4 separate regions of the Mus musculus genome follow, and all the other regions are linked to region 1. The links are chromatin loops, found by intact Hi-C in ENCODE. Cell type or tissue: heart. All regions are shown on one strand. Region 1 has its middle 45 kb from the start of Gm37323. Region 2 overlaps Gm37323 (a long non-coding RNA gene). Region 3 has its middle 18 kb from the start of Mrpl15. Region 4 has its middle 13 kb from the start of Gm22307.

Region 1 (8,000 bases):
AAAGAAAGAAATTAAAGACTTTTTAGAGTTTAATGAAAATGAAGCCACAACATACCCAAACTTATGGGATGCAATGAAGGCAGTCCTAAGAGGAAAACTTATAGCCCTGAGTGCCTCCAAAAGGGTACTGGAGAGAGCTTACACTTGCAGCTTGACAGCACACCTGAAAGCTCTAGGGCAAAAAGAAGCAAATACACCCAAGAGGAGTAGATGACAGGAAATAATTAACCTAAGGGCTGAAATCAACCAAAAAGAAACAAAAAGAACTATACAAGGGATCAACCAAACCAGGAGCTTGTTCTTTAAGAAAATCAACAAGATAGATAAACCCTTAGCCAGATTAGCCAGAGGCACAGAGACTGTATCCAAATTAATAAAATAAGAAGTGAAAAGGGAGACACAACAATGAAATATATCTTAAAATAACTACTCTGCCTGTTGAATATTAGCAGTTGAAAATATTAAAGTCATTTTCTAGAAACATCATGGAAATATTATTGATAATTTTTCTCAGCATGCTTGAAATTAGGATTTTCTTAATGTTTAACTTCAAAGAGTTTTTGCTATTTTGAAATTTTTAGAATATACTTACTGATAAAATAATTTCTCTCCTAGAAACACTGATAATTTTGTTTAAGTAAACTGATTGTTAGACAATGTACACAGATTTATAATGTGTTTTAAATACTCTCTCAATATGTCAGGTGATATCTATCATGTAAGGGCTTTTGAATATATTTCTTAATGATTAATTTTTAATATTTTATCCTCTTAATTCCCAAAGAATATTTTTTATGTTTTGAAACAATTTAGCATTCAACATTAGATATAGGATCCTCAGTTATGGATAGTATTAAATGTTCATTAATGATATTTTTAGGGTATGAAAGGATATGAATATAAAAGTTGAACAAATTTTTATGTATTATTTGATTCTCAAAACACTCAATATTATTATTACTATGTTTGATTATAAAATGCATTTAATTAATAAAAATTTAAGAGAAAAAAGCAGTTTCCAACGTGATTGATACCTGACATCAATCAAGACAAAAATTAAAATTATTCTCTCATGCTCTCCTAATAAATTTACATTCTTACATGTAAATTAAAATGAAAAATATCTACTGTTGGAAAGGTACACTTTAAAGTAAGTCAGATGTGTGTAAGCACAGCACAGCCAAACAGCGAAGTGAATGGCTGTTAATATGTTCAGTAAAGAACCAATGACTTGGGACTCCTTATCCACAGGATAAACGGAGGCGACCTGAATAATAGCAGCTCCAAGCCCTAGACTGTGCCCCGCCTCCCTGCCCCTGTGTAGGCTTACAAGATCCAGGGACAGAGGCAGCCCTGGATCCCGGCACAGAGAAAATACTGTCACTCTCCAGAGCAGGACAAAGGAACTCTGATGTTTGTACAGTAGATCCAAAATGTAGCTTTTGTTTAAAACTTTTAAAATGGAAACTAACAGCTAATCTTAATTTTATGAAACTAATTGTTCCTGCTGATGAGTTGATAGTAATGGTTAATGTGTGGGTCAAACCCTGAGCCATCTGTCATCCCACCTACCATTGCCATTTGAGTTTGTACTTCCATAACCACTTATGACATGAGCACATTTCCAGATGCCTGTTTTCTGACATTTAATTTGTTAATGCCCATTCAATATGTTGCTCATTTTCTATCATTGATGTTTGTGGTTTTGTTTGAAATTCTTAACATTATTCACCTGGATTCTTCATGTTTGCATATATATGTTACAAGAAGCTTTTAATCTCTGACTTGTATTTTTCATTAATTTAGTATTTTATTTTATTTATTTATGTGTGCATGTGTGTGTTTGTGTGTTGAGGTGGAGGTGGGGGGAAGGGCATGTGCACCTGAGTACAGTGCCCATAGAGGCCAAAAAAGAGTGTTGAATCCTAGAGCTGCAGTTAGAGGCAGTTGTAAGTTTCCCAAAGTGAGTCCTCTGCAAGGGCAGCTGATGCTCTAACTATTGAGCCATCTTTCCAGTGGTTAGAAAACCAACTTCCTTCCACTGTGTGATCCAGGAATCCAATTTAAGTCATAAAGCAAGAGATTTTACCAGCTGAGCCACCCTGCTAGCTATAGCTCTTTTTATTAATGTAGAAGAATGCAGTAGATTCTTTTCTGCTGACCTTACCCACCAGTCAAACTCATTTTTATCTAAATTTATTTGTTTATTTGTTTGTTTTTGAGACAGGGTTTCTCTGTGCGGCCCTGGCTATCCTGAAACTTACTCTGCAGACCAGGCTGGCCTTAAACTCAGAGATCTGCTTGTCTTTGCTTCTCTACCTCTGGGATTAAAGGCATGTGCCACCACCACCTGGATTATTTTATTTTTATTTTTTGCAAAACCTTGCATTATAAAAAATTCAAACACATGAAACAAATACTGTGTCAGGTAACACAAACCTGTATCCAATGTCAACAGTCATTAAGCCATTTTTAAATCAATTTTATTTACTTAAACTTTTCTTGTCTCATTCTAAAACATACAAAAATATTTTTGAGGGAACGTACATCCCTAATATCTGAGTATTTTATCTGTATTCATGCCAATATGAACTAAATTTACTAATTCTGAAAGAGTATCTTCAGTTTCCTTTGGATTTAAAAACAATTCTGAACATAATGCTTGCATTTCTTACTCTGCAGTGAAGACGGCTTTCACGGGCCTCCCTTTCCCCTGCTTTGCTGCTCATTTGCAGACCTGTGGAGGATTGTCTAGATCTTCCCATTGATATGGGAAGATGCATCTAGATTCTATCTATTGATTTGAGAAGATGCACCTTAACTGTACAAGGGAGCCTTTCCTGAACAAGGGATACTGTATACAATGAAGAAAGCCAGCTGAGCAGAATGCACACACACACATTCCTTCCTCTCAGCTTCTTGACTATGGTTGCAAGGAGACTAGCTGTCTTGAGCTCCCACTTTTATGACTTCCCTGCAATGTTGGACTATAACCAAGAATTGTGAGCTGAAATAATTCTTCCTCCCTGAAGCTGCTTTTAACAGAGTATTTTATTAGAGCAGCAGGAAAAGTAATTAAGACAAGAGCTAAAAAACAAAAAGAGGGAACTGTAGAGTTAGGTAGTGGTGGCAATGAGTGTGATCTGTTGCTTTGTCATTTTAGATCCAACATCATATACCAGTTGAGCATCCTTAATATGAAAATCCTAAGGTCCACATACTCTAACAACAGAAGTGAATGCCAATATGGCATCTCAGATAGAAGGTGTCATACCAAGTATTCAAAAGTATTATTCAAAATACTTTTAAAGATTTGTTTCATTGTAGCAGTTTGAATAAGAATGGACCCTACAGGTTTATAGATTTGACTACTTAGGGAGTGGTACCATTTCAAAGGACTAGGAAGCGTGTCCTTGTTGGAGGAAGTGTGTCACTGGGGTGAGCTTTGGGGTTTCAAAGAGCCCATCCCAAGCCCATAGTCTCTTTTCCTGCTGCCTGCAGATTTGGATATAGGACTCTCAGCCTCAATGTCTGCCTGTATTCTGTCATGCTGTTCTCCACGATGACAATGGATTAAACCTCTGAAACTCTAAACAAGTCCCAAGTAAATGCTCTCCTTTATACGATATGCCACAGTCATGGTGTCTTTTTCAGCAATAAGGTACTGGCTAAGACATTTATTATAAAGTAATGTGCATGAAACAGAAATGAATTTTGTGTTTAGACCTTGTTCCTATCCCAGAGGAGAAACCTCATTATGTATATACAGATAGTCCAGGGTTTCAAACCAACCAACCAACAATTGCCCCTCAAAACCCCTCAAAATCCAAAACACTTCTTGTCCCAGGCATTATAGGCAAGGTGTGTTCAGGCTGTATTTATGCTTCTGCAGAATGGGCTTGGTGCCTTTTGGAGATAAGGTGGGGTTTACAAAGAGCTCTGGCCTCCACACGTCATTAAGAAGGACAGTCACATTGCTGTACACACTATTGATGCAGGCCTCCAGGCCTGGGAGATGAAGACCCTTTTCTTCAGCAGGGGCTGGCCTGGTGTGGGGACAGCAGCCGGCTTTTTTGGTATCAGCCTTCCACACGGGCTGTTATTTTTCCTGTCATGTTTGTTGGGGTCCAGCTCAAGTTTGTTTTTCTTGCAGAAAAGCAGGAAGGCCAACTTGGAACACACACAGCTCACATGTCATGGTCGATGATTTGGCCCAGTGCTTGGCATTGGCTCCCTGACAGTTAAAAGACTAGGGTGGACCAGCCATAGCAGCCAGCACGGAGGAACAAGGAAAGGGAGCAAAGAGGCGAGATCCTTATCTGCAGGGCCCGACCCAGCCTGCCATTCTTCCCCCGTGCAGTCCTCTCTCAGGGGACTTCTGGCTGCCACTTACACAAGCTCCTGCCTGCCCAAAGACCCCCACTGCCCAGGGGCCACCCCTGCCTTCTGTCCACCTCTTCCTCTCACTGAATGTGTGAGGAAACATCCCACCCTATGGAGGGAAAAGTCTGGGTCAGCAGGCATCGATGCCTCCGCCTGTGGGAGCAAAGGCAGGAAGAGGACGAAAAAAGCACTTCCCAGTTTGAACCCAAGACTGTGATTCAGTTTGTTTGTTGAAAGGCTTCATTTTTGTTTTTGTTTTTGTTTTCTCACCAGTCATGACATTCGGTGCACTGTGGTGCAGAAAATGATGAGCTTCTAGTTTTATAGAGTCACAGGTGCCATCGTCAAGACTGACTGAAACACAGCCCCAAACTTTGTGAAGAACAATTAATCATAGAGAGCCTTTTTTGGGTTAATTTGAAAAGAAAAACAATATCCAGTTTCGTTGTGGTTCGTGTCTGTAAAGTTAGCATATGGGAGACTGGGGCAGGAGGATCTTGAAAGATTTTTTGATTTCTCACGAAACCCTCCCTCATTTGATTGATGTTTGGGGATTGAATAAATTTTTTTCACGGCAATTTCTCTTTGTGTATTACTTTCTTCCTAACTGTGCAATAGGGAAGAAACTTTATTGGAGACTTTCAGTTCCACCCACCTTCTCCGCCTGTAATTCCAGCATTTCGACGGCAGAAGGGTCAGAAGCGCAGACGGCAGAAGGGTCAGAAACGCAGGCTGTTTTTGACTTTACAATGTGCTTGCGACTTAACTGGGTTACATGAGATTTTGCCGTAAAAAATGAAAAAGGGACTGGAGAGATGGCTCAGAGGTTAAGAGCACTGGCTGTTCTTCTAGAGGTCCTGAGTTCAATTCCTAGCAGCCACATGGTGGCTCATAACTATCTATACTGGGATCTCTTAGCATGCAGGCAGAATACTGTTTACGTAATAAATAAATTGAAAGAAAGAAAATGAGCTATATGCACCACAGAGTAGGTGTTTTTTATTTTTTTAAAAACTATTTTAATTGTTGCAAAATGTATGTACTTTAAAATGTTCGATTTTAATAATTTAAAACAGTCTAGTTGTGCTACTTAAGTTTGGTTTTGTTTTCTGTGATAATGATCATGACCAAATGCAACTTGAGGAAGAAGGGGCACTCTCAGGTGCATACTCTGTCAGGGAGGGAAATCAAGGCAGGAACTCAGCTAAGAGCTAGGAGGCAGGAACTGAAGCAGAGACCACTGAGGTTGCTTACTGCTTACTGTCTTGTTCCCCATTGCTTGCCCAGCTTGCTTTCTTATACAACCCAGGACCACCTGCCAAGGACTGGCCCCTCCTACAATGAGCTGGGCCCTCTTATATTAATCACCAATCAAAAAAGTACCCTGAAGGCTTGCCCACTGGCTATAGTAGAAATATTTTTTTCAGCTGTGGTTCTCTTCTCAAATGAATCTAGCTTGTGTAAAGTTGACAAAAATCTAACCAGGACGATTGACCCCTTATCAACTAGACACACAAATATACTGTTAGACCATAACCTTTCCTTCTTTGTTCATCTCCAGTAGCTTATATAAATATTAATGTCACAAAGTAAAACATTCCATTTTTAACAGTCCCAAAATCTTTAAAAATTCAAACACTTAAAAGGACCAGGTTTTAATATATACAAAGAGCTCAAGAAGCTAGACTCCAGAAATTCAAATATCCCCATTAAAAATGGGGTACAGAGCTAAACAAAGAATTCTCAAGTGAGGAATACAGAAGGGCTGAGAAGCACCTGAAAAAATGTTCAACATCCTTAATTATTAGGGAAATGCAAGTCAAAACAACCCTGAGATTCCACCTCACACCAGTCAGAATGGCTAAGATCAAAAACTCAGGTGACAGCAGATGCTGGCGAGGATGTGGAGAAAGAGGAACACTACTCCATTGCTGGTGGTATTGCAAGCTTTTACAACCACTCTGGAAATCAGTCTGGCAGTTCCTCAGAAAACTGGACATAGTACTACTGGAAGATCCAGCAATACCTCTCCTGGCATATACCCAGAAGATGTTCCAACTGGTAATAAGGACACATGCTCCATTATGTTCATAGCAGCCTTATTTATAATAGCCAGAAGCTGGAAAGAACGCAAATGTCCCTCAACTGAGGAATGGATACAGAAAATGTGGTACATTTACACAATGGAGTACTACTCAGATATTAAAGACAATTAATTTATGAAATTCTTGGGCAAATGGATGTATCTGGAGGATATCATACTTAACGAGGTAAACCAATCACAGAAGAAGTCATTTGATATGCACTCACTGATAAGTGGATATTAGCCCAGAGACTTAGAATACCCAAGATACCATTTGCAAAACACAAGAAAATCAAGAAGAAGGAAGACCAAAGTGTGCATAATACATTCCTCCTAGAATAGGGAACAAAACACCCATGGAAGGTGTTACAGAGGCAAAGTTTGGAGCTAAGACGAAAGGATGGACCATCCAGAGACTACCCCACTCGGGGATCCATCCCATAATCAGCCACCAAACCCAGACACTATTGCATATGCCAGCAATGTTTTAATGAAGGGACCCTGGTATACCTGTCTTGTATAAGGCTATGCCAGTGCCTGGCAAATACAGAAGTGAATGCTCACAGTCATCTATAGGATGGAACACAGGGCTCCCAATGGAGGAGCTAGAGAAAGGACCCAAGGAGCTGAAGGGGTCTGCAACCCTATAGGTGGAACAACAATATGACCTAACCAGTACCCCCATAGCTTGTGTCTCTAGCTGCATATGTAGCAGAAGATGGCCTAGTCGGCCATCACTGGGAAGAGAAGCCCCTTGGTCTTGCAAACTTTATATGCCCCAGTACAGGGGAATGCCAGGACCAAGAAGTGGGAGTTGGTGGGTAGGTGAGCAGGGCAGGGGGAGGGTATAGGGAACTTTCAGGATAGCATTTGAAATGTAAATAAAGAAAATATCTAATAAAAAAAAAAACTTAGAAAAAAAAAGGCTTTGAAAATATCCCAAGCCTCCTTAAGAGACTCAAGCCTCTGTAAAATATCCAAACTCTCTATAAAACTCCAAAGTGTCCTCTTAACTATGGGCCCTGTGAAATCAAGAAGTAAGTTGCACGTCTTTTCTCAAAAAGAGTCAGGGCTTAGACATTATTAGATGGAAGCAAAACTCAAGTTTAACAGTTTTAAAAAAAAGTCCTTCACTGTTTAAGATGACTTCCTGTTATGTGTATGTGCACAAAAGAGAAATGAATTTTGTGCTTAACATCTTGGACTCATTCACTGTTTTCTGGACCCCAAAAGACTCCATTTCTTCAGCTTTGCCATTGGCAGGCAGCACACAGCTTGTCTCAAAGGCTAGTTCCACACTGCACGTGTTGCTGTCCTTGGAGGTTGTCCATTTGTCCATGGTACTGCCTGCTCCAAAATATTGGGGTCTCCACAGTAACTGTGCTGCACTCAATCAGTAGCTTCATCTTGGGCTTTCTTCAAGAACTCTGACCCTGTCAAATTGGGTCAGGTATTCTGTCCATGACCCCTTCAATCCTGGGGTTTCTACTTGCAACTGAGGTCACAACTTCACAAATGGCCTTTCATGGCCTCT
Region 2 (8,000 bases), 83 kb after region 1:
GTTCACCCACCCTGTGCTTCCCTTCTGCCCAGACAAATAACCAATTCTCTGCACATCCAGGACACAAATGCCAACATTCAGCTAAGTCATTCTGGGGTCAGAGCAAAGGGACAATCAATAGCAAAGAGTAGGAGGGTGGGGATAAACTCCAAGTTTATTCCAATAGGTGCTGAAATGTCATTGTCTGATTACCCTGAACCCTCCAGAAACTCAGGCTGGGGAACAGGAGTGGTCTCATGGATGAATTTACAGTTCTGAATCTTTCTTGTCAGCATCAGGCCTACATGACTGAGAAGCAGATGGTGGAAGGAAAGAAGCAAGGGAGGAAAAGTGAGGTGGAAAGAAGCTCCTGCAGTGAGTGCTGGCTGAGAGCAGACAGCTTCTCCCCTGACGGTTCTGGGCCTTGGTGAGAGCTGCTCACCAGCTCCAAAGGGCATCATGGGAATGGCAAGGGGCTATGAAGAGACCAAAATTCAATGTAATTTTACTAGTGGGCATATACATTCTATATTCTGTATTCTGAATTCTATTCCATATTCTACAGTCTATATTCTATATTCTATACTCAAAATTCTACATTCTATATTCTATTTTCTATATTCTGTTTTTTATTTTCTATATTCTATATGTTATAGTCTACATTCTATATATTGTATTACATTCTACATTGTAAATACTATGTTCTATATTCTATTCTATATTCTATATTCTATGTTCTATGCTCTATGTTCTATGCTCTGTATTCTATATTCTCTTCTATATTCTATATTCTGTATGCTATATTTTATATAATAATCACATGTTATCTTATATCATACAATGTAATGTATATTATATATTAATGTTAATATATAATGTATTAAATTAGTTTAAAATATATTTAACGAAACATTTCTTGTAATAACTGTCTAGGAGTTGGTTAGAGTCCAGAGCTGGAGAAGATGTGTGCACATAGCGATCATGAAAGACTGGTATTTTGATCCCATTTAATAAAAGCAGAAATCAAAGTCAGCAAGGGTCAGGACCCTCATGTCAGGTATCTTTCAATGCTCTGATCTCTGCTCCTCCTCACACTTGCCACACAAAAAGCAACTTGTGTGCTTCAAGGAGTAAATGCAGGCTTGGGAACTAGAAGCCACCACAGGCAGGTGGGCAGGGAGAAGGCCCGGCCTGAGAAAGTTGACAAGGAAGTTCCTACTCCCTGGCCCTGGGAGCACATTCCACATCCATTGTTCTGCCTTTATTACACAGCTCACTGTCTATCATAAATGGAAGTGAAATTGGTCTGGAGTGGCTTCCTTTTCCCACAGTCTTCTTGGCTGTGGACTGATGGATGACTTTTAACTACAATATCCTTACAGATATGAAAATTAAGCTGATCTGTCTACTTACCGTTCAAAACTGGTGTTTTAAATTTCTATTCTAAGTTGAGAGATAAAAGATTTGTCATTGTAGACCACTAGGACTTTCTTGCTACATCATCATCAGAGAAATGATACATTCATTTCCCTGGGTCATTCTGCCATGATGTAGGCAGAGGACATCATAGTCTCTGTACTTCAGGAACGCATTTCTGTCTTCCTAGCTAGAAGCTTTTCATTAACTAATCCCAGCTCACTGTATATATGTATATATGTGTATATATATATATATATATATATATATATATATATATATATTCATTGGCACACACAGCGATTGTGTGTGTTTATGGGACTCAGTATTCTCAGTATTAACATTTCAATAGCTGCATACAACCTTCAGTCATCTAGTCAGGGTGACTGGCATACTCACTACTGTGACATTTGCCATTTCTTTGTGTTGAGACCACTCAAAATTCTGTCTTCCTATATTTCACAGTCTATGAAGTAGGGTCTGGGGGAGCTGGCTGAGAGCAGACTATTTTAGGCTGCCCTTCCTTTGCTGCAGTTTTCCTGGGCTTCTAGAATTCCCAGTTCTTTCCCCTTGTTGCCATCTGCACCTGCTGAATAATATATCAACTTTTCTTAAAAAGGAAAATTATTACATAGAGATCATATGCTATTTCATGTGTTGTCTTTATATCTGTAGAACCAGCATGGTGGCTTGTTGATCCTGGGCAGCCTGGTGATACTTTGTATCTGTCATGGCTTTCTGTTAGTGTTCTTTCTGAGACCTTTGATTTCCTTGCATCTTTCTTGTTAGACTCATTCCCTAGGATTTTTTCCATAGGCCCTTTCTGCTAATACTTAAAACATGTTGGTATTGCTTTTTGGACGTTCATTTTAATTATATTTATTTTCCTCATCAAACCTTGAATAAGTACCTTTACCCAATGGATATTTTCCTGTTGTAGAGGAACTGCTTTTAGAAACATCTCAGTAACTCAAAAGGTACCTACTCTGCCCTTTATAGATGAGAAAACTGGATAATGGCTTAGTGGTACAGTGTTTGCTTAGTGTTTCCAAGGCCCTGGGTTCAATCTCCAGCATTTTGAATATAAGGTAATAGACTTTTAGATACCTTTTTTTTTCTATTTGTAAAATTATAACAAACAAAATTAAAACAGGGTACTGGAGAGATGGCTCAGAGGTTAAAAGAACTGGCTGCTCTTCCAAAGGACTCTGGGTTCAATTCCCAGAACCCACATGGCAACTCACAACTGTCTGTAACTCTAGCTCCAGAGGATCCAACACCCTCACACAGACAAAGCAGGCAAAACACCAATGCATATAAAATAGAAATAAATTATTTTAAAAAGAAAGAAACCTGAGGCAGTAAAGTAATTATTTTACCTCCTATATCATGAAATCATTTACTGGCTTCTGAAAGAACCATTTGCTCCTTTTCACTCTGAGGAACTTTCTGAAGGGAAGGAACTTTCTGGTACTCCATCTTATTGGGAATGTTCTACTAGGAGCAGAATTCTTACATTGCTTGTCCATCTGTTGAAGGTTTTAGGAGGAAACTGTCGACATAAATCTGACTTCTGTAGATTTGAGTTATAATCTGGACACGACTAGAAAGGAAATCTTAATAAATATATTAAGTTTTATTTTATATATATGTGAGTGTTTTATTGTGGAAATGTCACCAAGCATTTTGATCCCATTTTCCCAGAGAAACTTGACAGCCTGAAGAATAGGGAAGCGGGAGGAGGGGAGAACAAAAATCAAAGCCCCAGCCTTGAACTCCTTTGTGTTTAGAACAATGTCTAGTTGAAATCAAACAATATTGCTGCTAAATATGTCTAGAATCGTCCTTGGTGAGGGCTCCCGTCATACTTGATGGAAGGCTGCACAGAAGAGGCAGGTGTTGGCAAAGGTGATGAGAGAGCCCAGCGTTGCAGTGCGGGCAGCAGGGCTCAGCAAGATACTGTATCTTTGCAATAACTCTGTCATCGCTCCTGCAGGCCTGCAGCTTTAAAATTCCGCGCCAGCGCTCAGTGAGCTGAGAACAAAAGCCCGGCCAGGCCGGGTGGGCGCAGCTCGTAAAAGAGAAGTCACGAAGTCTGGTGCTGTGGCCAGGTTTCCTGCGGAGGACTAGGCGTGGCCGCGCCTCCGGGAGGGGACAGGAGAGGACGGGAGGGGACGGGAGGGGACGGGAGGGGACGCGCGCCTCCCGGCAGGCTGCATTACTGACTGGCTCGCAGCCAGGGAGCCCGACGCCAGCGCGGCCCGGCGGTGGGAGCGGTCGCCGCGCCGGGACACAATGGCATTATCTCGGGCCAGCCGCGGCTGCAGAAACGCGCGCTTCCTGTCCTTGCCCCGCGGCACAAACTGTCCGCCAGGCGCTCGCCGCCCCGCAGGGCAGAGACGGCTTGTAGCACCTTTTCCCTGGGAACTGCAGACGCTGCAGCGCAGCGGCCCATTGTGCTCACCCCACCCCGGGAAGGAGCACAGTCCCACTCGCTTGTAGAGCTCCCTCGCTCCCAGAGCAGCTGGCGAAGCTTCCTATGGAGAGCTGACTCAAGGGGTTTTAAATACTTAGATACCTTCCTCAGCCTAAGCATCTTGCGTTCTTTTTCCCACTCATAAGGGTTTGTTTGTTTCGGGCAAGGTCTTTCTGTGTTGCTCAAACTGGTCTGGCACTTGTGATCATCTAGCCTGGGCCTTGCTTCTGCAGGAAAAGTGGGCAATGTGACTCACAACACTTACTGTTGGTGCCTAGTGGTCAGCTTTTAGGGTATTTAATTTACAGTGCTTGAGGTGGATCCCAGGGCCTTGCGCCTTCTAGCTCTCCATCACTCCTGGCCACTGACCTTTAGTATATTTGAGTTATTTTCAAATTTATGGAACTGTAAAGCAAAGGTATGGATTAAACTATAAACTTTTAAAAAGCCATTAAGTCCTCTTAGTAGCATTGTGTCAAGGGAAAAAAAAAAAAAACCCAAGAGACTAAGGTGGATTTTTTCTTAATATTAAAAATTATTTGATGTTCTCGGGCTTGGCATATTTTAATTAGGTTATGAGCATTTAGCAGTAACCTTTGCTAGAAAGTTTTGAACTTTGAGCTGCCTGTTCTCAGAAGTCAACAGTTTAATCCAACTGTTACCAGAAAAGCTCTCAAACTTCTGCTTCTGGATCTGCAAGTTATTGGCAGGCTGATGTTGACCGGAACCAGAACTTGGAAGAAGATGATGTTCACTGAAAGAAGTTTGGGACCCTTGGCTGGAGGATGAAACGGAACCCTGTAGGCTGAGATATTTGCTTTGTGCTTCTTGGGATTCCTCTCGGTGCAGTGCAAACCTGATTTTAGATAGAACTGAGGATAACAACTTCTCCCAATACATGGCCTTGACAGTGGTGACACTAGCTGATGGATGCATAGATGACTATGAGGCCTTCCTGGGCAAATGGCAGACCTCAGCTAAAAAACAAACTCAGAGATCCACCTGCCTCTACCCAAGTGCTGGAATGAAAGATACGTGCCGCCACCACCTGGGTATTATTTGTCTAAATCCTCATGTGAACACATTTTAAGTTTTGGACACATACACACACATTCACACACATACAGAGGGTTGACTTATGGGTTACATGGTATTTAATTTTTGAGAACTGTTTTCCAAACAAACAACCTCATTTTCAAGTCTCATTTGGATTTATCAACACCCTCACTAGAATTTTTTTTTTTTGCCAGTCATTTTTATTACATTAGGCTCTTGATTTGTTTCTATAACCTGTTTGCAGAATATTTAGCTTCTGAAGTTCCTGTTTCTAGTCTCTGTCCCTGGCGTTCACAAGGTACTAATAACCCAATTCCTCCAACACATTCTCTTACATCCCACACAATTCCTTGAAGATCACACTTGCAGAATGGGAAAAAGCATTTGAAAACAAATTCATTCAAACAGGAGGTGATATCCAGAACACAAAAGAACTGAAGAAAGCAACAGCGAAGAGAACTAATAATAAGAAAATTAAGGATTAAAGTGGGCAACAAATGATGAAGAAATATATGAGAAATGCCCAATTCACTAATCAAGGGGATGCATATCCAAACTCACAATAGAGACCATCTCTACTAGATCTGTATTAGAACTAAACTAAAAAGCCAAAAAGAAATGTTTGCTGGTGAGGATGAAGAACTCCTACTTTCCTGGTGTAAGTTACTGTAGTCACTAAGGAAAATAGTACAGAAAGTATTCAAAAACAAACAAACAATACCAGAAAACAAACAACAACACAAACACCCCAAACTAAAATTGACGCACTATATGATCCACCAATGCCACACCATTGTGAAATCCTTAAAGATATGAAATCAACATATCAAAGATCTAGCTTGCAATATACATGGGCTAGAGCAGAAGTTTGTTTGATATGCTATATGAAATACTATTTATAATAGAAAGATGTGCCACTTACTTTTTATGTAGTACTTGGTACCGAACCAAGGGCCCTGTGCTTGCTAAGCACATACTAGGTGTATGGCCAAGATACAGAACCCATTGAATTGTCTGTAGATGGATTTTTTAATATATTTTTATTAGGTATTTTCCTCATTTACATTTCCAATGCTATCCCAAAAGTCCCCCATACCCCCCACACACTCCCCTACCCACCCACTCCCACTTTTTGGCCCTGGCGTTCCCCTGTACTGGGGCATGTAAAGTTTGCATGTCCAATGGGCCTCTCTTTTCAGTGATGGCCAACTAGGCCATCTTTTGATCTGTAGATGGATTTTTAAAATGTAGTATTGCAGAGTGGAATAATTTCAGCCCACAAAGAGTTACTATGTCATTTGTCGCTAACATGGATAAGAGTGATAATGTTAAGCAAAACAAGCCAGACATAGATGCTACATTTAATTTGTTTTCTCCCCCTTTCCCCTCTTCCCTTTTGCTCTGGCCCCACTCGCTCTGGCCCGCTACGTTTTACTTATCTGGGAAATATAAAAACATTGAACTCATAGAACAAGTGAGCAGAATATTAGTTACCAGGGGCCAGTGAGGGAATGAGGGAGAAGGTGCTTAATGGGTACAATGTCAGCCACAGCCCAAGAGGAGGCAATGCTCATGCTATTTTACGCGGGACTTATCACCGTTGGGAACATGGTGTCACTTTATGTCCACAAAGCCTGCAGGAAAGATTCCAAATGTTCTTATCACAAAAAACATGCTAAATGTTTGAGAGACATGTAAGTAACTAAAGAGGTGATTATAATGTAATGTGTTAGTGCACTAAAACATTGCCTATAAAATGCTCTATTATCTACTTAATAAAATTATTTTTGAAAAAGTAATGCTTTCTGTACTATATGATAATGGATATATAGTGATATAAAGCTTACAGAATTTCTCTTTTATGACAAATAGAAATTAAGACCACTGAAATGTTTTTGCCTGACATTTTTAGCAGAATTGAATTATCAAATTGCCTGCTCTTTAGAATCTCATTAGAACTATAAAATGAACCTAGCTAGGTGTGGAGGTGCACACTTTAATTCCAGCACTAAGGGGACAGAGGAAGGCACACTGGTGTAAATTAAAAACCAGCCCGAGTTTCAGGACAGTTAGAACTATGTAGACAGACTCTGTCTCAAAACACAAAAGAAAACAAGATTACACTTAACCTAATATTTTCTGGTGTGTAAGAAAGAACTTTCAGTGAATAAAGAGGTTTTTGTTTCTCTGAGTAGAATTTAATTCATTAGAAAACTACAAGGTTTAAACTTGAATTACGAAGTCTTGGAAATTTGAAATGATATTGGGGTGGGACTTAATATGAGCTTTAGTATGTATAGTTTAAGAACAATGCATTAAAAGGTTGTTATAAAGAATTTGGGAATAAACATCAGGCAATAAAAACTGAGAGGCTAAGTAAAGCGATTCGCTAGGGCATCTTGCTTTAGAAGCACCACCTAGGGATAATGCTTTCCTAGGCTCAGCCACCATGAAGCCACTTAACTCCATGGCTTCCATAGTGGACTATATACCCTCAAATCATTAGCTAAAATAAAACCTTCCTCCAGGTCCTTGCTAGTCTTCTAGAGGACCAGAGTTTGGTTTCAAGAACCCGAGTCAGGCAGTTCACAACTGCCTGTAGTTCCAGTTTCAGGAGATCTGACCTCTTGACCTCTGCAGATCCCACTCTAGGCATAGACTCACACAGACACAGGTACACATAAATAAAAATAAGTCTTACAGAGAGCTCCCCACTTAAGTTGCTTTATCAGATATTTGGTCATAGTGCTAATAGTGCTTCACTACTCTCATAGAGGACCCACGTTCTGTTCCTAGCATGTACATGTTGGCTCACAAGAACTCCAGTTCTGGGGGGATCCAGCACCTTCTTCTAACCTCCATGGCACCAGGAATGCACATGTGCATAGAAATATGCAGACAAAACACACACACACTGTTGGGAGCCGCCCCCACATTCGCCGTCACAAGATGGCGCTGACATCCTGTGTTCTAAGTGGTAAACAAATAATCTGCGCATGTGCCAAGGGTATTTTACGACTACTTGTACTCTGCCTTTCCCGTGAACGTCAGCTCGGCCATGGGCTGCAGCCAA
Region 3 (8,000 bases), 110 kb before region 1:
GTCGATGATCCTCTTGTCACCGTATTTCTTCCACAGGCCTCTGCTAACCTTGTATGCACCGTCATACTGGGCAACTTCTTCCCCAAGCAGAAAAACTTTTTCATCTCTTTCTAGTTCTTCATCCGTACCTTGATTATTAGCTTCACGAACTGTCAACTGCACCGCTGCGGGCGCCGAGCGGTGAAAACGCCTGGAAACCTGCCGCAAGGGTCCCCGCACCAGACCAGCCACCACCGCCATCTTGCCCGTGTCCTCTACTAGCTGCCCGAAAACTAATTTTAAATAATGGATTTTATATTTCTAAGCTGGCAACTATACATACACACACACACACACACACACACACACACACACACACACACACACAGACAGACACACAGAGGAACTTAAAAGGGTTGTCAAGGGATTTTGTTTAAGGCCAGGGTTAGGGCTGCTGAAGGATACGTAACAGGACTGTGTAGTCATCCTGTTGGCTTGATGCTCTTGCTTCCACATCCTGGCAAAGTTAAAGTACAGACTGGATTCAGAAGTGATTATACTTCAAGATTAGAATGAGAAAGCCAGGGAGCTATGCATGTGTTCTTCTCGGAAGGAAAATCCACCCTGAATCCAAAAGTCCAATGTAGAATGTGGCTGGTTTGCTGAGGAGAGGAACCCAGGCAGGACTGGTGTTGGCGAGTTGGCCCAGTCAGCTCTTTGCATCTGTTTATAGGGTTTTCTGCATCTTCCAAGCCCCCATTCAGAATGCAGATTGAAGCTTCAACCCAGCCAGCCCAGCCAGCCCAGCCTGTCCAGTGAGCTATGACCCATGGCAGTGGTGGAGACCTTAGTTCTAGTGTCACACTGGTTAGAATGTTCAAGGACATAAGTGATTCTAATGGCGGTTCCTCACTGCTTGTCATTTGTACATTTGTGTCATTGTCCTCGCCCCCAACCTCCCTTGCCATGGCCTGTGAGCCAACTGCTGAGACAAGCTGTTACACTCTGAGCCTTTCTGGGCAGGGTCGGAATCTCACTGTGCTAGTTTTGTAGAACTTGACTGTCACAAATTTCTGGGCTCTTGAGTGGGCTGTCTCCTTTTCCTCTCGTTTGTTGGTGGGCTTGTGGCTACCTGCATGGAGTAGCTACTGAGAATGAAACGTTGCCTTCTGCTTAGACAAACTCTGGCAAGCGGCCAGCAGGAGTTACCTTTGAAATACTTTCAAGTGAAAAGTTCTAAAAGAAGTAACGTTTGAGATGCTCAAAGGTGAAGAATTGGAGTCTCCCAAAAACGAAATCGGCATTTCAAATTGGCAAGACTGCCCCCTGGTGGCCAAATGCAAGCATTGGGAAATTCCAGGTTTGATTAATAATATTAAGTATTCATGAGTTTCTACAATCGACAGTTCTCAAGGGCACACACACAGGCACAATGCTAGACACATTGAAATTAGAAAGGCAGTTGCCTCAGAGGTTCAGACACTAGGATAACCAAACCACTGAAATACAATGGACAGAATCTGAAGTAAGTTTCAAAGGGATTGATTAGAACCTAGGTCTGGTGGAACAAACCCAAGTTCTGTAATAGATGGTGACCACAAAAACAAAAAAAACAAACAAACAAACAAAAAAAACAAAAAACAAAAAAACAAAAAAACAAAAAAAAACCGAAGGAAAGACAGCCAAATCTCAAGTTGTAGCAGCTGCTTTCACACCGAATTTCTTCAATCCCCCCAAAACTTTGTTTCAGATGTTGATCTCAAGTTTCCTAGGGGGATATTATGGTATCCTAACTGTGTTAAGGATACACAGCTGACAAGCTCTTACTTTTTGGTATATTATACACAGAGTGAAGTTGCTGAGAGTGTACAGTCACAAGCCAGTGTTGAACATGGGAGCAAAGTGGATTAAGGAAGGAGTTTTGAAGGGCTTGGTCCTTGGTGCATAAACCAAGTTAGCCAGGAATTCTTGTGAGCTTCAGTTATCTTGCCAGCAAAATTGTGTGGATAACAGTACTTCTTATGGTTGATGGCCAGCACGGAAGAAGGGATATATGGACCGATGTGCTAGTGAAAGGGATCGCCATTAAGCACAGGATTTTTTTTTTTTTTTTTTAGAAAAATACTACATACTCTAAGTTAGACTTGAACTTGATTCTGTTTCTAGAGGGCTAGGATTGCAAACATGCGTCACTAAGCCTGGTTGACATTCATCCTTGAACTATACAGGGTCGATGGCATGGCTCAGTGCCTAAAGCTCTTTTCCAGGCAAGCCTATTGATCTGAGTTCACTTCCTGGAACCCATGGCGAAGGTGGAAGCAGAGGCCAACTCCACATGGCCTCCACGTGTGTACCAAGGCAATTCTCCAACATCATGGCCACACATAATAACACATTAAAAAAGAGTTAAAGGGAGATATTCTGGGAAGAAAGCCTTCCTCCTTTAGGTAGCCGAATTGCAGCGGAGATAATGCTCTGGCTACTGGAGTCTCCCTGGGAACTAATAGAGCTGGAGGTGAGCTGCAGCACCCACTTGGCTGTTTTCATTTCTGGATAGTTCAGTGAACTCTCCAGACCAAAAGAGTCTTTATAATTTGATTTATGCCAGCCACTAAGAGGCAAAATAGAATTCAGAAATTTTACCTGAGAGTAAAAACAGCCCTGAGAGGCTGTTTCAAAAGTAGGGCAGGAATCTTGGCATGGTGTCTCTCTCCTTTAATCACAACATTTGGGAAGCACAGGCAACTGGTTCTCTAATTTCAGGGTCAGCGTGGTCTTTGTAAGTGAAATGGGACACGAAATCAAGTTAACATTTCTGCAGTGCCGTGTGTGACCACTAGGTGACACTGTTTCCTAAAATTTCTTAGGCTGTTTCCACTGCTGTAATTTTTGTTTTTGTTTTTGTTTTTTGAGACAAGATTTCTTATTGTAACAGGACTGTCTTGGAACTCACTCTGTTGACCACGCTGGCCTTGAACTCAGGAATCTGCCTGCCTCTGCCTCCTAACTGCTGGGATCAAAGTTGCATACTACCACACCCAGCCTGTAATTTTTTTTTTTTTTTGTAAATAACCTTCTTAAATTGACAAATCATTTTGCTTTTTAAAGAAGGAGATTAGAAGATTAAAAATGTGACATATAATATGTAAATTCTGCTCTATACAATATTATGGAGAAAAAGGTTTTAAAATATCACCATTAAAATAAAAAAAAAATTAAAACAAACAACACAAAACAAACAAAAGCCCAGAAACAATAGATTACAAGTTCAGGTAAATATTTGGAAATAATATCGCTCACTTTATATCATCGGTCAGGATGAAGCCACAATAAGAATTAGTAAGTCGTACTGAAGAATACTTGCTTTAAACTGTGTGTGTGACTGACTTCAGGAAACACACTCATTAAAGAGATGTGAAAAATACAAGAAAGATGGCATCATTTTTTAATGATATAAATAAACTGCGGAACCTTTAGCCTATTAAACATCATCAAAGACATCCAGTCAAGGTCACTGATAAAAATGAACTTCCTGCTTCTTTCCTTTAGAATAAACAGATCTATAAATTGAGACTTGAGGCCTACAGCTACAGGGAGCGCCCAGCAATAGCCACAACATGACAGCAGCAGTGGCAAGCACCTCCAGTCTTGCTCCTGTGCCTCGGGCCAAGCACAGATGTCCTGGCTCCTCACCCTCTTGTAAGCTTGCAGAAATGAGATGGCAGATACTCAGCCGCTCCAGGTTTTAATGGCTGTTTTCTGAACTTGGGTCAAGCACAGATGTCCTTATTTCTACCACCCAGCTGATCAGCCTGTTGATACATCTTGTGGTTTTAAGGCTTACTATCTTCAGGAGTGGACTTGTGGGAAGCATGGCGACCGTGTGCACGAGCACCAGAGGAAGCAGAACTAGGATGCGCTGTCAGGGCTGGGCTAAAGAGGCACTTAGAAACTGTTATAGGCCGGGCAGTGGTGGCGCACGCCTTTAATCCCAGCACTTGTGAGGCAGAGGCAGGCGGATTTCTGAGTTCGAGGCCAGCCTGGTCTACAGAGTGAGTTCCAGGACAGCCAGGGCTATACAGAGAAACCCTGTCTCGAAAAAACAAAACAAAACAAAATAACAACAACAAAAAGGAAACTGTTATAGATCCAGATGTGGATTCCTAGAAGGAACAGCTCCCACAGCAGCTGTGTAGCCCAGGCTCGTTCTGAGGACTTCATTGATCTGTTGCAAAACAAATGTTCTACTTTCAAAAACTAGAAGAAAAAAAGTGAGAGAAATATCAAACTTTATCAAATGTGGATGGAAGGTGAGGAGAACCGCAGTGTTTGGGTTAAAAACATCGGATTCAAGAAGGCATCCAAAACAGTATGTAAAGGTTACAGTCTGGCGACAGCTCTCAACAGTAGCGTGGCCTGCTGCTGCCTGCTGCTGCCGTCTGCTGCCTTGTGTAGGATGGGGAGAGCGTGTTCTGCTCTTTGTTCTACTTCCCGTTCAGGGGAGGAACTCTTTCCCACCTCCTGCCTGGCTCTCTCAGGGTGAGAAACATATAGTAGTATCAAGATCATAATTAGAACGCAGTGTCCCAAATCCTATTATAACACAAAAGAAAACCAACAGGGCTGTTTCTGGCTCCTCAGTACAGTGTGTAATAACCACACTAGCTTGTTAGAGGCGGGGAAAGTGAAGAAAGACAAAGGTTATTCAGCCGTTCTCACTGAACCGTAAGGAATGTGTCCTGTGTGTGGTAACTTGCTGAGTAGCTCTGGGTCTCAGCTCTGTGTCACTGGACATCATGGACACTCACCAAGAGATCTCACTATCAAGAGCAGGTCTTACAGCTCTTTTTTTTTTTTTTTTTTTTTTTGGTTTTTCGAGACAGGGTTTCTCTGTGTAGCCCTGGTTGTCCTGGAACTCACTTTGTAGACCAGGCTGGCCTCGAACTCAGAAATCTGCCTGCCTCTGCCTCCCGAGTGCTGGGATTAAAGGCGTGCGCCACCATGCCCGGCTGATCTTATAGCTCTTACGCAGAGCCAATGCAAGGTCCAATGCAAGGTCCACTCTTCTTGGCCTTCCCAAGATAATTTTGTGAGTGAACTCACAGATCAACCCACTCTACAAAACTAAGCATCAAAGCCTCAATATTTTAAAGTACTCAACTCCTACAGGCAAAAACCAAAAATAAGCTGGAGAGATGGCTCTGTGATTAAGAGCACTTACTGCTCTTCCAGAGGTCCTCAGTTCAATGCCCAGCATATCAGGTGGCTCAGAACCCCCTGTCACTCCCTCTCAAGACGATGTGCCACCCACTTGTGGCCTCATAGGCACTGATTACACACGCACACTCACATGCTTGCACATACATTTCAGAGAAAGCTGGGAGTGGCTGTACATGTTTAATCCAGCACTAGCACTCGGGAGGCAGAGGGAGGTCCATCTCTGTGAGTTTGAGACAACCTGGTCTACATAGTGAGATCTGGGAAAGCCAGAGCTGCATAGTGCAACTGTCTCAAAAAGTTTTTTTTCTTTTCTTTTCTTTTCTTTTCTTTTCTTTTCTTTTCTTTTCTTTTCTTTTCTTTCCTTTCCTTTCCTTTCCTTTCCTTTCCTTTCCTTTCCTTTCCTTTCCTTTTCTTTCTCTTTTTCCTTCTCTTCTCTTCTCTTCTCTTCTCTTCTCTTCTCTTCTCTTCTCTTCTCTTCTCTTCTCCTCTCCTCTCCTCTCCTCTCCTCCCCTCCCCTCCCCTCCCCTCCCCTCCCCTCCCCTCCCCTCCCCTCCCCTCCTTTTCTTTTCTTTTCTTTTCTTTTCTTTTCTTTTCTTTTCTTTCTCTTTTTAAAGAAAACCAAAAAAACTTTTTTTAATGACTGCCAATATTCGAGGCCTAGACCTAATTTCATCGTCTGATCTTTAAATGTCCTTGGTCCCACCACAGGCTTCTGGGTGCTGTGTAGAGCACCTGCCCATCACTGACTTTTCCCTGAGGAGATCTTGTAATGAGCTCCAGTTGGGAGATGACCACTTGTCAGGGGTGTGAGGACTTAGCTGTCTTTTTGTTCACATAAGAGGACACCCACAAATATTTGCTCCTTCTGGGTGAAAACAAAACTAGAAAACCCCAAAGGACCATTTGGAATGGGTGTGGCTGTGTTCTCAAGGCTCCTCCCACTGGGAAGGGCATGGCTGTGTTCTCAAGGCTCTTTCTGGGCTGGAGAGGTGGCTCAGCAGGTAAGAGCACTGACTGTTCTTCCAAAGGTCCTGAGTTCAAATCCCAGCAACCACATGGTAGCTCACAACCACCTGTAATGAGATCTGACACCCACTTCTGGTGCGTCAGCTACAGTGTACTTATTTATAATAATAAATAAATCTTTTAAAAAAAGGCTCTTTTCACTGGGAAGGGCATGGCTGTGGTCTCAAGGCTTTTTCCACTACAGGTAGAGTCAAAGACAGCAGCACAGCACACAAAGGCCAGACTTCTAGAAAGTTTGGGAGAAAAATGTAGATTCATTTTTCTTTGGAGGCCTGGTCTTGCTCTGTAACCCTGGCTGGTCTGGAATTGGCTATGTAGACTAGGCTGGGTTCAAACTCACAGAAGCCTGCCTTTGCCTCCTGAGTGCTCGATTAATGACATGTGCCACTTTGTTCTCCATGAGGTCACATCTTTGAAGATGCTTCCCAGTTGTAGAGATGGCCCAGAGAGCAGCATCCTTGCCTGTGGAAACGGGAATGGAAAAGGGATGTGTTGACAGGTAAGTAGGGGGAAGAGGACTGCTGGCTGGAAAAAGATTCTCCTACCTTGTTTCTTTTTCCCAATTCCACTTCTCCTTTTCTTCGAGTCTTGCTATGCTCTCTGGGCTGACAGAAGTCCTTTCACCTTAGCTTCCTAAGTAGCTGAGTTGGTGGGTGTATCACCATGCTCTTAACACACCCCATCCCCTTTTCTCTTCTCCTTTTGTCTCACTCCATGATCTGGAGGGACTAAATATCACTATGTAGACCTGACTGGCCTCAGACCCACAGAAATCCACCTGCCTCCTAAGTGCTGGGATTAAAGACATGTGCCACTACTGCTAGCCATTAATTTACACTTGAAAATAAGTTCAAACATTCTTAGCCATTAAGTCTGGAATATGACACATTCTAAAACCTGAAACTTTCTAAATGTGATACCATTTGGTGGAAAATTCCACACTTAAAAGTTGTTTTATACATAATATCATTTAAAGTATGATATAAATGCAATTACCTTAGATTTATGTGTTTAAGGTAAAAATGTGCTCAGACTTTCATTTCCTCCCTAGGATCTCTCATTAAGTGTTGCAGTATCCCAAAATCGGAAAACATCCTGAAATTCTGAATACTTTTGGTTCCAATCATGTCATATAAGGAACACTCGACCTGTTTTCTCTCATTTATATCTATGAAAGTGTGATATGATATATCTATATCTAAATTAAGCCTAATTAAAATGTTACCCAGTCTTAGTTATGCAGACTGGTTATCCTAGCTCCTTGAGAGGCTGACGCAGGAGAAATGAGAACTCAAGGCCAGCCTAGGAAGCTTTTTTGTTGTGGAGTTGGAGTGGGGGCTTGGGGGAGGGGAAGGGGAGCTTTGAGACAGGGTTTCTCTGTGTAGCCCTGGCTGCTCTGTAGACCAGGCTGTCCCTTGAACTCAAAGATCTGCCTGACTCTGCCTCCCACGTGCCGGGATTAAAAGTGTGCAGCAGCATTGTCCAAAGCTTGGGAAACTGACTGAGACTCCACTTCATAATAAAGAGTAAAAGGGAATGTGTAGTTCCGTGGTAGAGCTCTTTCCCAGCAGGCACAAGGTCACGTGCTCAATTCTGAGAACCAGTCCTAGAGCATGGAGAGATTTTAATGATATACAAAACAAAAATTGGAAGCAAGTGGTCATTGCCACAGTAGTCACAGTATCAATTGGCAGTGTCTTTTTCATGGGTTTCCCGGCATGAACATAAGCTAAAACTGACTGTGTATTACTTATTTTCTTGTATTTAATCACGAC
Region 4 (8,000 bases), 140 kb after region 1:
CAGTTCACAGAGGACTGAATTCTGAGGAATATAACTAGCTAGTGGGAGAAATGCACAAGTCCACTATTCCTTCTCTACAATTCTAGGACCTAAAACCATAGGGAAAACTCAGCCTAACCATATTTGTGGCTACTCAGAATCTGTTATTCTAACCTAGACATTGCTTTTTCAAAAGTCAATGTGCTATGGCTCCCACAGTATCTCGATCCTCCTGGAGTAACAAGCTTGGACCTTTGTTCATCTGCCTGAGCCTATTGACCTGCACTCCAGGGTCACCCGCTGGTGGAGGTTCCTGTCCCTAAACATCAGTAGCTTTTTTGACTGGCAGGAGGTGACAGCTGTGCCCTTTCCCTCAGCCAGCCTCATACCTCTTGGGCTAAGTCCTGCTAAATGCATAAGCACATATCAAGACAATGAAAAGTCATACTTTCTATTCCTCCTTGCTATGAAAAGCCTTCTTCTCTGAACGCTAACGAGCATTCATATAACAGTCTACTTCAGATGTGAGGACCATATGGGCTGAATGAACCCTCTGGTAGGTTCATGATATCTCAAGTAGAATTCTAAAACAAACAACAAACCAGTCCTGAAAAGCACAACAATTTTACAACCTATCAGACAGGGATACAATGAACGTTAAGGTCTCTTTTCCATTTTGTTTACTTTCAAGAGTGAAAAGATTCCCATTTATGCTCACATTTCAATGTCTGCCTGCAGGGTAGTGTACCAGACCTCTCTAAGATATGAATGTGCAGTTCATTGTTTTTGTGATAGGCCCCAAAGGCTTTGAAATAAGATTTTGGATCTTGAATTGGCCAGTTGTGTTGGCACGTGGCTGCACTCTGGGGCCTGAGACAAGAGGATCTCAGGCTTGAAAGCCAGCCTTGGCTGCACAGCAAGACCTGTCTCCAAGCAGTAACACAGTAACACAAAGCTCTTGTGACTTGTTTATGCATGTGCCAGAGGAACACTCATTAGGGCATAGAGAGCATGCCTTTCACAAACAAAACCATTGTTCCTGGAAGCTGGAGATGGAGTTCAGTTGTTAAGTGTTGCTGTATACTCACAGCCCTGGGTTTAATCCTCACTACTTCAAAACCAGGCCCAGTGGTTCATGCTGTAATCAGGGTGTGGAGGCTGAAGGATCAGCAGTTCAAAGTCAACTTGGGCCAGTTGAGATCAAGACATGCCTACGATACAAGTGTCAAAAAACAAAACAAAACAAAAATATTCAGGGAATAGAAATGAAGCTCACTTGCCTAATGTGTGAGAGGTCCTGGGTACTCATCCCCACAATATTGGAACAGAGTTATTCAACATACTTCATTGTAAGTAGTAAGTTATCTTGTATACATATTATTGATACAGCCATTTGAAAAGCCATTTGAAAAGTGAAGTTCCTGATGCCTGATGCCTGGGAATGCTAGGTAACCATCCTTCCTTTTCATTATCTCTTCTTGAGTGTTAAAGTGGTTTAGCTGGGGCCATTGTGTATAAACACAAAGCTAAGAAAGCCATGCAAGCAGTATTGTTACCAAGACAATATCTATGTTGATTTTTAACCCATATCCATAAACTACAAAATTAGAAAACAAATCCACACATATTCCAAGAACATATTTGAGTTTTCCAAAGTTCTATGTACTCTGCTTTAGAGCCCATGAGGAAGTTCTGTTGCTGTGTGAAATCCAAAAGGAGACTCGAGACCAATGCCAATCAATGCCTGTGTCTTAAGTTCCTCAAGCAGATACGCTTGGTCTCACCACAGTTCTGAGCACAGTGAGGTAAGAGTCAAACTACACTTCTCATCCAATGAATGCTCAGTAAGTTGCTAAATATGACTGCAAGTAAATGCAGGGGACATTTTAAAGCAAGTTAGCTCATGTATTTGCCAGGAATTGAGTTAATCTGAAACATGAAACCTGTACTTTGCTGATTGGCGGGGGCGATTTCTGAAGATAAGTTCTTTATTGGACTTATGCAAAACGTTTTTTCTCATCACATGCACTTTTTTCCTGTTTAGGGATGTTAACTGCTAGTGCACTTTCCGTCACAGGGTGATCTCCCTGATATTGTTTCAAAGGCAGGGAAGTGGTGGTGCTTGTGGAGAAACTGCACTTAGCTGGACAGGAGAGGACAGCAGTATCGATCTGACACGATCTGTCACAGCAGACACTGCAAGGTGGGTGAAGAAAGTTGTCTTTGCTTTGAAAAACCTGCAAGCTTTAGTCCTGCAATGTACATTCACAAAACTGCATGTAGGAAAAAGGCGAGGTTTCATGAACTGCTGTGTTCAATGTTGTGCTCGGTGCACTAGGACATTTCTCATCTGATCCTAAGTTTATTCAAAGCTATAAAGAGTTGAAGGCACACATGAGATGCATTGGGAAACACAGGGTCATTGGCTTTACAGCTTAACAGACTCAAACTGCTCACCCTGGGAACACTGTGGAAGACAACTGAATTAGGCTATGTTTAATGAAATTCCCGTAGAAAACTTAAGTCTCTCTGCAACAACATCATTGAGGAGTGAGCGCTCAGTGCTCTGTGCAGAGTCAGTAAGAGGTTTTCTAGATATTGCCAGTGCCCAGAAAGAGCATCCCTTCATCCTGGTGGTTCTCATTGTACATGCTAACATTCACCATCCACCATTTTAAATACATGCTACTAAAGACAAAAATTAAGGATTTCCATATAGCATGAAACAATTTCAGTTTGAACTAATATGAAAAATTATATTATTACAAGTTCTAATTTTGTCTTCCAAGTTCCATTTACATCTTTGCTTATACCAAATAACAGCATGATGTTTATTTGCCTAACTGCCATCTTCTGTAGTATGAGACCACAAATAAAAATGAAGCAGAGTCATTATGTTCAGTCTATGGTATTACTCTAACATGTAGTGTGTGTTGCAAAAGTACATCAATTTTGGAATTATTCAAGTTCTCAATGTAAAAATCAGTAGTGTACACACACACACACACACACACACACACTTCATTTGTATAACTTAAATTCCCAGACAGCAAGACTGATTGACACCCATTACAGCAATGTAGGAGATGCACACAAGTTACTGAATTCTGTCTCATTATTAATCCTTTATGTTTTGTTGGCAACAACCTGGCTGGAGCCAGTAGACCCTTCACTTCTGAAATTCCATCTGTTTTCTTGCAAAAATTAAAGAAAATATTAAATAATCCTCTACTTTTCTCAGATATTTATTTATTTATTTATTTATTTATTTATTTATTTATTTATTTATTGTGGTTTTTCGAGACAGGGTTTCTCTGTATAACCCTGACTGCCCTGGAACTCTCTTTGTAGACCAGGCTGGCCTCGAATTCAGAAATCTGCCTGCCTCTGTGCGCCACCACGCCCGGCTTCTCAGATATTTTTTAAAGGTAGATCCAAGAGTGGGAGGTGATGGCATCAGTGATCCCTAGAGACAACATAGACAGGACCAAGGCTCCTCTCTTGAATGTTTGGACAACTCAAATCTGTAATCAGGTCCCTGTTTCAGCCAGCTGAACTGTCTTTGAGGACTACGGGTTTGAATCTAACTGCATTGGGAGAAGGAAAACGGAGCCATCTTATCCTGCTCATCTGTGTCTTTCCTGAAGGTGGTTTGTCTTTTCAGTGGGAGAATTTTTATAGGTTATTAATCTTAGGACATTGTAAAAACAAATGTAATACTGACTTAATGGCTAGCGCCACCTATTGGCAACTCAGATGCACAAGTGATTTTTCACAATTCTTTCCTTTTTCTATGAGCATTGGTGCTTTATGAAAGCCACTCCAGTTGAATGTTGGTAATGATCATGATTAATAAAGATTCTTCTAAGTTACAGCTTCTGTAAGCTAGTGTCCATGTGCAGTGGCAGTCTACAATTTGATTTGTAAAATGGAAAAATAGAAAAACTATAAAGCTTAAGAAAAGACTCACAATACCACATGGTTTTGCTTGTTTTTTATTTATTTTATTTTTTTTATTTTTCTTTACTGTTTATGTTGAGTATGTACGGTCACCTCTAAAACAAATCTTCTGCAACAGCATTTTGATTTTTCTTTTTCTGACACTTAATAGTTTGAAATAATAAAGGAATTTAAATCCCAATACTTATCTCTATTAGGGATTAGAGGGCCACAGGAGATACTCAAACAACTGTATTTCCACATGTGAAGTAATAAAGTCAGACTCCTATCTGAACCATAATGATATTTAGCTCAGTGGAGTTTATTCATACAAAGGAATATTATTCATCCTATAAAGAAGAGAGGGGAGGAACTAGGAGATTCTGTCAAATGGGCAGAGAATGAAGGTTGGGGAAGCTGGGACAGGAGCTCAGCAATGGGAGCCCATTTAATGTAGTCTAACCTACTCTTTACATGTTAGCTAGCTGGGCATGTGGTGCTCACCTTTAATCCCAGAGCTGGAACCTGGCCTGGTCTACATAGTGAGTTTCAGAACAGTGAGAGCTATGTGAGAACCTCATTTCAAACAAACAAACAAACAAACAAACAAACAAACAAACCAAATACAGGCATAAACAAAACAAGCATCAATGAGTACCAGTAAGGAAATGGAGACCCCAAACTGAAATGTACAGCTAGTACATTTATAACGGTGAAGCTGCTTTGAAAAGCAGCCCAAATGCTGCTCAGGTGTTACAGTCATCATATGGCTGGTGTTTCTATCCTAAGGAGCTTCAAAGTGTAAATCTGCACAGGAAAACACTTTGTGCATAAATGTCTATAATAGCATCATTTATAATAACCCCAAATAGATGCAATTGAGCTGCTTACTGAATAACATATCCATTGATGAGTGGCAAATAAAGTGTACCATATTCATATAAAGGAAGGTTATTGAACTATTGACAAAAATGAAGTGTTGTTCTATGTTAACAACATATATCAGTCTTGAAAACACTATATTGAGAGAATGCAGCCACACACACACACACACACACACACACACACACACACACACACACACAAACCCAGGTATTTCTTTATGTGAAGTGTTGAAACTGGAGGACAGAAGTTAGTGTAACATTTTTAGCTTAACATTTTAGTCTAGGGTAAACAAGAGGGGCTATAAGTTTCTTTGACAAGTGATGAAATATTTTAACACTTATGGTGGTTATATATGTACATATGTGGGTATAACAGAAATCACTGAACTGCACACTTTAAAATGAATTCAATAATATGTGAAGATGGCTCAGTACTTAAAAACACTTTCTGCTCTTACAGGGGACCCAGGTTCAATTTTTAGCACCCACATGGCAGTTCATAACCATCTGTAACTCTAGTTCCTGGGCATCTGATGGCACCATGCACTTACATGGTGCACAGACATACAGGCAGGCAAAACACAAGATAGCTGTAGAACTGTGAAGAAGCAGGCAGATCTCTGAGTTCATGGCCAGCCTGGTCTACAGGGTGAGTTCCAAGCCAGCCAGGGCTAAGCATAGAAACCTTGTCTTGAAAAACCAAAAGCATAGCATAACAAAATCAACCAACCAACCAAACAAAAAAGCCCAAACAAATCAAATAAAAACAAAAGTAAAAACCAACAAAAAGGGCATATAATATGTACACTTTACTTCATAAAGGAAGAAGCAAGCAAATTATCCCAAAGTCATATAAGCTAGCGAGCTACAGATGTAAGACAGACCTAGGAAGGCAGGGGGACCCATTTTTGATATTCCAAACAGCATCCCCAGTGGTCTTGGGTAGAATTTGGTTGACTAAAAACCTCCAAAGTGCATGGTATGAGTCACCTTTAGAAAAACCTCTAATTTTAGATTATAATATAAATAGAATAATCTAGAGAAAAGGAAAAGAGCCATATGAGGGAGGGGCTACTCTCCTTGACTCCAGCTCTGCTCCACTTACCACACAGATGTGAGGTTTAGCACTCAGTCTTTAAAAAGCACCTCAGTGTGCATATGCAAGGCAGGGAGTTGTGTCTGTATTTGTGGGCCTGTTTTCCCATTGCTTGTTGGACACTTGCTCTCTATTAACTATTTTCCTGGAGTTGTGATTCCTTAGAACAACTTTAGAAGATGGCTTTCTCCCCTCCTCCCATGCCTTTATTTCTGGCCCTGGAAATTGGCCAGCAGAATTATTTGTGGTTCCTAGTTGATAACACACCTTAATAGTAGTCAGAAGTTCTTTCCTTTGTTTCCAGTTTTCAACACTGTGGTAGTTAAAGATTGGCTCCTATTAGAAAACTCTCCAAGCCTAATGTGCTATGCCTTCATACATACATGATTAACCAGCACGACGCGTACAGCAGAGAAGCCAGGTGAGAGATTTATTGATTCTGGCTGAGCGAATAAAAAAGCAACCTTGAACACTTTGTGAAGTCCATAATGGGCTCCACAAATCAGCTCTGGAGCTAACTTAGCATGTCCACTTTGCCGGGCAAGGAGCCTATGTTTGATCTGACTCAATAAAGCAGCTCAAACTGACTACATTCTACAATTCAATGTTCTCTCTCTCTCTCTCTCTCTCTCTCTCTCTCTTCCTCTCTCTCTCTCCCCCTCTCTCTCCCTCTCTGTCTCTCTCTCTCTTGAGTTAAATCATATTATATCAAGTAGAAATAATATTTGTTAGAGTATAATTTTAATAGGTATATTGTTAGAATACTTTCTACTGACTAAGACTTTGAAATAAATTCATAGGATAAATAATTGCTTTAAAGTTCAGAACCTTCTCAAGGCAAAGTTCAATGATCTGGCAATTCTAGAAAATTCTATGATTTTAACTTCAAATTAGACTACAAAGAAGAACATGTCAGTAATTAATGAGCTGATATTATACCACAGATATTTGTTTGTGGGCATGCTATCCATCTGACTCAAATAGGTTATCAAAAAAAAAATCAGGAGGCAGTCTCTTCCAAAACTAGATATAATGTTTCTTCAAAAGTCTAAATCACACCAGAATAGAAGACAAGAACTGTTAAACCATCTTCTACTAACTAACTTTTTGAATTCAGAAAAAGAAATACAGAATGTAATAATTGCACATACGTTTACAACAGTAAAAATTACTTACAGCCCAAATGTTTGTAATGATCTGTTTGTTGGTTTGAGAGCTGTAAAAAGAGGTCTAACTCTCTTTCGATTTTAGTTCTCATTAATTGTGGTTTTCTGATTACAGAAGCAATTCTACAGCCTAGTTAAAGAGGCGAAATCCTCATATATTATTTTATTTTAGAGAAATAAATTAAAGTGGAGAAATATAGACCATTCAATTGGCTGTCAAGAAAACTAGTAGTACACACCTTTAGTTCCAGCACTCAGGAGGCTGAAGCAGATGAATCTCTGAATTTGAGGCTAGCCTGATCTACAGAACAAGTTTCAGGATAGCCAGGGTTACATAGAGAAGCTCTGTCATGAAAGACAGAAAAACAAATTGTGGAGAGAAATAAAGACAGGAAGGAAGGAAGGAAAGAAGGAAGGAAGGAAGGAAGGAAGGAAGGAAGGAAGGAAAAGAAATGGAGGGAGAGAGGGAATAAGAAAAGGAAGAAGAAAAGAAGAAAGGGAAGGAGGAAGGAAGGAAGGAAGGAAGGAAGGAAGGAAGGAAGGAAGGAAGGAAGGAAGGAAGGAAGGAAGAAATCTGATTATTTGAGACAACTAAATTATTTTCCCCTAGACCAAAGTAAAAATGACCAAATTTTGCAAAATGTACACCCATTCAACAACCAAAATGAGTGCAACTCTTCGTTCTGACTCTGTCATATTCTGTCACCTATTTGGATATGGATTCTGTCACCTATTTGGATATGGAGGAGAAGGAGGAGAACCACTTCCAGATTTCAAAACGAATGATAAGGTTTATCACTTCATGTTACAGGGAGTCTTATTTTCATTTCTGACAACTGTTTCCAAATAGAAAATTTACCACCACTAACTTTAGGAAAACCCTTCCTTTTGAGACAGGAAGGAAAGTTAGATGATTATGAGCAGCTGACAAACCTT

Evidence for each region. Hi-C counts contacts between places; a loop is a spot of excess contacts. Peaks named below come from ENCODE experiments on the same cell type or tissue, not always from the same donor. Only the 100,000 strongest peaks of a DNase experiment are listed, where the experiment ranks them.
Region 2: it touches region 1 in a loop (1.9-fold over the local background); 4 of 42 quality-filtered maps call a loop at or near these places.
Region 3: it touches region 1 in a loop (10-fold over the local background); 2 of 42 quality-filtered maps call a loop at or near these places.
Region 4: a loop joins it to region 1, with 7 times the contacts of the local background. A loop is called at or near these places in 8 of 42 quality-filtered maps.

Annotation. Positions count from the first base shown.
Region 1 is chr1:4,650,399-4,658,398 of GRCm38, reverse strand. No RefSeq gene overlaps it. Among named protein-coding and RNA genes, the nearest start is that of Gm37323, 45 kb to the right of the region's middle. In heart, no CTCF peak of the experiment used is centred here; a DNase peak (open chromatin) is centred at 4,238.
Region 2 is chr1:4,567,486-4,575,485 of GRCm38, reverse strand. All of the region lies in intron 2 of Gm37323 (a long non-coding RNA gene), which reads left to right. Among named protein-coding and RNA genes, the nearest start is that of Gm39586, 24 kb to the left of the region's middle. In heart, a CTCF peak has its summit at 3,750; a DNase peak (open chromatin) is centred at 3,705; H3K4me3 peaks cover 1,135 bases; H3K27ac peaks cover 1,078 bases; H3K27me3 peaks cover 788 bases.
Region 3 is chr1:4,763,371-4,771,370 of GRCm38, reverse strand. It overlaps the pseudogene Gm6123. Among named protein-coding and RNA genes, the nearest start is that of Mrpl15, 18 kb to the left of the region's middle. In heart, CTCF peaks have their summits at 1,309 (motif pointing left) and 2,813 (motif pointing right); no DNase peak of the experiment used is centred here.
Region 4 is chr1:4,512,463-4,520,462 of GRCm38, reverse strand. No RefSeq gene overlaps it. Among named protein-coding and RNA genes, the nearest start is that of Gm22307, 13 kb to the left of the region's middle. In heart, CTCF peaks have their summits at 3,528 and 3,727 (motif pointing left); no DNase peak of the experiment used is centred here.